2 separate regions of the Mus musculus genome follow, and region 1 is linked to region 2. Evidence: chromatin loops called from intact Hi-C (ENCODE). Cell type or tissue: heart. All regions are shown on one strand. Links, peaks and the distances in the headings refer to the core of each region. The heading gives the core; the rest is flanking DNA.

Region 1 (2,909 bases), core at 166-2,665, 1.1 Mb after region 2:
AAAGTGGTCTTGCTGATAACTGAGTAGCATCTGAGTCCTCTGAACACACAGACATACCCACAATTTGCTTTTTATTTCCTGGTGTAATCTTAGTATCGTTTTTCTCAGCTGGGAACTGTAATTTCTTCTTCACATTCCTGGCTGTTGTTCTCGGCAAGATCTCTAACGATGAAATGCCTGAGCAGGACAACTCAGCATCAGATACAGTTCCCGACTGTGATTCTTGGCTTGAATCTCTTTGAGAATTAGCCTTATTTCTGCTGCTTCTCTCTGTGGAAGGTACAACCATAGAAACCCCTGAAACATGAGACTCTGCTTCAGAAACAACAACTTCATCAGCAGATGCATGCTGAGGGGCTACTTTCTGCCTTTTCCTAACAGTGGACTTTGAGGTGGAAGCAATTACGATCTGCCGTTTCCTAGTTACTCTTACAATGGGCTCTTGGTCCTCTAACACAGAAGTAACCCCAGAAGTGTGGGACTCCGTTTCAGAAGCCTCGTCATCAGAAATAAGCACAATGATCTCCGCTGGGCCTGTGGTTCTGCTGCTGCTGCGTGAGTGCTGTTTCTCAGCAGGCTGCGATTCAGCTGTGCTGCCATCGGATCCCGATTCCTTTGTGCTTTCTAGATGTGTCCCAATTCTCCGAGGAGCAGACCTCTGAAAACCAAAACAAACACAATATAGTGTAGATAGGGCAGGGACAAGGGTAAAGGTGGCATGGCCTAAGGAACAAAACTCAAGAAGGTACAAAACGAAGACAAACTCACGATAAGATATTTCTTTTACTTGCCTCATCCTAGGCTTCAGAAAGCAGAACTAAAAAAACTTTCTCTACTTAAAGAAAGAGGAGGTAAATTTTAAATCATTTATAGAAGCGCAGGGAGGGGGGGGAGTTGAATACTAATTGAGCACGTGTTTAGGAGTGTGTAAGGTAATCCGATACTTGCCTGGATTTCTACAACAGGAAAGGGCTGCTCTATAGCCCTTACCACACAATCTAAAGAGCATAGCACCAGAAGACAACCAGAGGCTCTGAGTGACGCCACCGCCGCCCTTCAGTTGCCGGAGGGGTTAGTGCTCGGCCATGCCAGTCTCTCCACGTGAAAACGGTGCTCCTCCTATCCCCCAAACCAGGCTTGGTCGAGGTGGCGGGCATTAACTTTCCCCGGTACTGTCCTAACAGTAAACTTAAAAGGCCTCGCCTGCGCAGGGCACGCTACCGAAACTCCCGTAAGAGCCCTGAAAGACCCCCAGGTCCGAGCCAGTCCGGCGCAGTACCACGCGCGACCCGCTCGGTTCCTCGTCGCTCTCCTCCGCCCTGCCGAGCCGCTCTGCTCAGCGGCGAGGAGACCCGGAGAACCTGAGACCCAGCTCACCTTCTGCTGGGAGCTTTCTTGGAGCCTGGTCCGGGAGAGCCCGGACCTGGTGACCACCATCTTTCCGACTCCGGATTCCCGGCAGCCAGCGCGGCTTCCTCTGTTCCGACGCTTCGGAAGTGCGTCGAAACAGGAACTCGCTTAGGTTTCCCTGCGGAAACCGCGGCTCGGGAGAATCGTTCCTTCCCCGGCTCCACTGCAGTTCTGGCCAGCGGTCTCCGCCATCGGACTAGTGCGGGTCAGCGGGGGGTGGGGGGGTGGGGTGTGTGTGTTGGGGGGGGGGGGGGGCAAAAGCAGCTCCGCCTCCAGTTCCCAGCTCGTCCGCTGTGCGGTCCTCAGCGAGGAGGACCTCCTCGCCGTTTAACACAAAATGGGAAGTCGCATCATTTACTCTGCTTTCCATCCCCCTCACCCCCCACCCCCGTGCAGTAATTGTGAGATCTTTGGCGTAAGTCTTTACGGAAGCCAAAGGAGACTTTATTTAGTCCTTTTAGAAAACAGTATTTTAATAACTTAATAAATGAGATTCCGATATTTGATTGGGATACAAGGATGTATGTTAAATGCACCCAAGTTTTCGGAGAATAATTAGAAAGCTGTGGGATTTAACTAAAATGTCTCGGGATTTGAAGTACGCCTTTTTTTTTTTTTTTTTTTTTTTTTTTTTTTTTTTTAAATAAAAAAGGTGAAAGACGTTGTGAAGGACGGGGATTAAAGTTTTTTGTTTTTTTACAATGGAAGTAAGAGACTAGCCAGAATCAAAAGAGTTTTAGGATTTTTGTTTTGAGACAAGATCTCTCTACATGGCCCTGGCTGCCCTAGAACTCACTATTTAGACCAGCCTGATCCTGAACTCACAGATATCCATCTGCCTCCCAAGTGTTGGGATCCATGGGCCACAGCACCTGGCTGAGGTGTTTTAGTTTTTGTTTTGTTGGATGAAAGATGGAGAACTAGAATATGTTGAAAGGCTACAAAGGAATCGAGGAGGGGGTAAAGGAATTAGTGTTGGAAGCAAGAAAAAAAAAAGGGGGGGTTCGTTTTCCTTCACTTTTTAACACAAAATTTTTCCTAAAAACCTATCTTTCCATGGATACATTACTTCTACATTAAATTGCTCTCCTTGGAGCCAGGTATACGTAGTAACCAACTTTTGATTGTTAGATGTTGTCTTAAAACACTAGCCTCATGCTTACTTAGTAAAATAGGGTTTTTTTTTGTTTTTGTTTTCCTGGAGAACTGTGGTCTCTGGTTTCCACACAGCCATTGTGTGCCCTGAGGAAACAGCCTATCTTTAGGAGTGAGAGAACAAGAAAGTGAAGAACAAGAAAACGAGTTCCTGCGCATTTGTGGAACTTGAAGACAAGAATCTTCAAGCTCTTGACAGGCTGGGCTTAGTGAAAAACCCTATGACAAGTGCGGGCTGTTACTTTTCAGTTTAGGCTTTAAAGGGTTCTTCTATCTTGTTCTTTCTGGGGGAGGTACTGATCTTCCATGTATTTTTATTATGCATTTTAAAAAAAGATTTATTT
Region 2 (2,909 bases), core at 177-2,676:
ATAAGAAATGCTCAGTGAATAAACATCTAGTCCCGGCAGTCATAATTATCAAATAATATAGCTAAGTCTGAAAGAGATATACCTTAACACTATATAGTCAAAATAATTTACAGAAGACTTTTTGAAAATTAACGTTTTTGTCATATAATTCTACTATTATGCAAGGAATTTTTGCTTGATTGTTGTTTTTGAGATGGGGTTTCTCTGTGTAGGTCTGGCTGCCCTGAAATTTGCTCTGTAGACCAGGCTGGCCTCGAACTCAGAGAACTGCCGGCCTCTGTCTCTCGGGTGCTGGAATTAAAGGCATTCGCTACCGCTGCCCGCTCTGTTTGTGTGTTGTTATGAATGACAGGGTTTCACTACGTAACTACCGCTGTTTGCTTGCATTTATTTATTTATTTATTTATTTATTTATTTATTTATATGAATGAATGAATGAATGACAGGGTTTCATTACATAGCCTAGCGCTGCCCGCTCTGTTTGTGTGTTTATGAATGACAGGGTTTCACTACGTAACTACCGCTATGTTTGCTTGCATTTATTTATTTATTTATTTATTTATTTATTTATTTATTTACTACGTAACTACCGCTATGTTTGCTTGCATTTATTTATTTATTTATTTATTTACTACGTAACTACCGCTATGTTTGCTTGCATTTATTTATTTATTTATTTATTTATTTATTTATTTATTTATATAAATGAATGAATGACAGGGTTTCAGCGCTGCCCGCTCTGTTTGTGTGTTTATGAATGACAGGGTTTCACTACGTAACTACCGCTATGTTTGCTTGCATTTATTTATTTATTTGTTTGTTTATTTATTTATATAAATGAGTGAATGACAGGGTTTCATTACATAGCCTAGGCTCCAAACTCCTGGGTCCTCCTGCCTCAGCCCCCCAAGACCCTCTTTCTCTGTTCTTATTTATTTATTTATTTATTTATATAAATAAATGAGTGAATGACAGGGTTTCATTACATAGCCTAGGCTCCAAACTCCTGGGTCCTCCTGCCTCAGCCCCCCAAGACCCTCTTTCTCTGTTCTTTTACAAAAGCTCGCTAACTTGCCAAGGTTACTGAGCGGCGATCCAGTCCTTCACAAGCCGGTCAGTATTGCAGTGAAAGAAACCCACAAGCATCCCTCAAATATTAAAAAGCCAGGACTGGCAGGCGGACAATTGGTTAACGGGAAAAAGAAAAACTTCTTTTATGAGCAGGAAAAACAAAAAACAAAAAAACCGAGCCTAACCCTTCAGGAAAGACTTTAAGCACTAAGAAGATAGCCAAAAGCGGCTCCTCGCCCTCAACCACCACTACATCCCCATTGGGTCTCGTCGTGTGACATCATATCTTCGGCGTCCTGGAGGCGGGACTTCCTGTTCAGGCATAGCCTGTTTCAGGCGCGCCGGAAACTTCCTCCTGAGGGACGTGAAAGTCTCCGGGTCAGAATCTCTGCGGGGCGGGACCCGGTGTTTCCTGGTTTGGCAGGTGGATTTGCATTTTGGCGGGCGCGGAGTCTGTCGGGGTGGTGAGCAGCCGAAGCTGGGGCATGGATAGCCGCCTGCAGGAGATCCGGGAGCGGCAGAAGTTACGGCGGCAGCTCCTAGCTCAGCAGGTGTGCGGCGGGTGGGAGGGAGCATTAGTGCGCGTGCGCGGCCGCCTCTTTTAAAAAAAATTTTTTTTTTTTTTTTTTTTTTTTTTTTTTGGTGAACTCTCACATCAGCATCTGTCAAGGTCTTTGTCCCGGGACTTTTATTCCCTAGTCTACTCGAGTGCCTGTCAGAGTCATTACGTAGAAAACCAACCGCTGCCAGGCTTGGGCTTTCTGTCCCCACCGTGGCGGGCACGGACTTGAGTGGTGGGGGTAGACTTGGGAATTGTCGATGAGTGCAGTGCTAGTAGTTGCTACAAGAGCAAGTGGCAGTTTTAGCCCTTACATTTCACCGTCACTGTTGAAGCAGTGTTTCATGTCTTGCCTTTCTCCCGCGTCAGCTTCAGATTCTTTATTTTTTTTAAGATTAGTTTTTATTTTAAATTATGTGGGGTTTGTCTCTCTGTGTGTATATATATATGTGCACGTGAGCACAGCGCCAGAGGTGTTGGATCTTTCTGGAGCTGGAACTACAGGTAGTTGTGAGCCTCCTGGTGTGGGTGCTTGGGACTTGAACTCAGGTCCTTTGGAAGAGCAGTGCATGTTCTTAATCTTTTCTTGATATTGGTTTTGAAGGAAGTTTGATTATTTTCTTGAGATCCTGTCGAAAGACTCATTGGAAGCCACCTAAGTTAGAGCAAATTTTAGATTCTGCACTTAGAACACAGTCTACCTTCAACCAAACGTTTGAATCCTTACTTGGTAATTTATTAGAGACAGGAGGTGTTACGTTCACTAGTACATTAGGACTAGGTTTCCAAATTTTAACGTTTTTCCCTAGCCAGCCCTCACCAGAGAATTCTCTAAGATTCCTCTCTCTAGAGATTACTTTTCAAACCTTTCGCTTTCATTGAAGCTAGTGAATGAAGATGTGAGTGCTTGCCGTTTAGTAGACCATTCATGCAGGGAATACATACTACAAGTTGTTTTACTTAAAAATCTCAGGCTGTTTTCATTACACCATACAAATCAATATAAGTAATGGAGGGAAATGCTCAAAGCTTGAGTGAGTAAATTTTAGATTTCCAATGAGTCTTTCTCGCCAGGATCTCAAGAAAATAATACAAACTTCCTTCGACACCAGTCTCGAGAATGTGAAGGTGGGCTAGAGAGAGAGGTGGCTCAGTGGTTAAGGTAGAGCGCTGTCATTTCTCATTGCTAAATCTTGGGTTCCTCAAAGAACTTTCTGAAGGAATGACTCGTATTCTGAGATGAGAATTACAAATAGAGAATCAGACAATGCTCTAACTA

Evidence for each region. Peaks named below come from ENCODE experiments on the same cell type or tissue, not always from the same donor. Only the 100,000 strongest peaks of a DNase experiment are listed, where the experiment ranks them.
Region 1: it touches region 2 in a loop (5-fold over the local background); 2 of 42 quality-filtered maps call a loop at or near these places.

Annotation. Positions count from the first base shown.
Region 1 is chr3:122,272,947-122,275,855 of GRCm38, reverse strand. Dnttip2 (deoxynucleotidyltransferase, terminal, interacting protein 2) reads right to left here and starts at 1,442. Exons shown (of 7, transcript NM_153806.1): 1 at 1,378-1,442; 2 at 1-658. The coding sequence starts at 1,437. In heart, for the core only: CTCF peaks have their summits at 1,514 and 1,716; a DNase peak (open chromatin) is centred at 1,525; H3K4me3 peaks cover 2,154 bases; H3K27ac peaks cover 1,207 bases.
Region 2 is chr3:123,384,475-123,387,383 of GRCm38, reverse strand. Mettl14 (methyltransferase like 14) reads left to right here and starts at 1,394. Exons shown (of 11, transcript NM_201638.2): 1 at 1,394-1,622. The coding sequence starts at 1,557. In heart, for the core only: no CTCF peak of the experiment used is centred there; a DNase peak (open chromatin) is centred at 1,393; H3K4me3 peaks cover 1,956 bases; H3K27ac peaks cover 1,303 bases.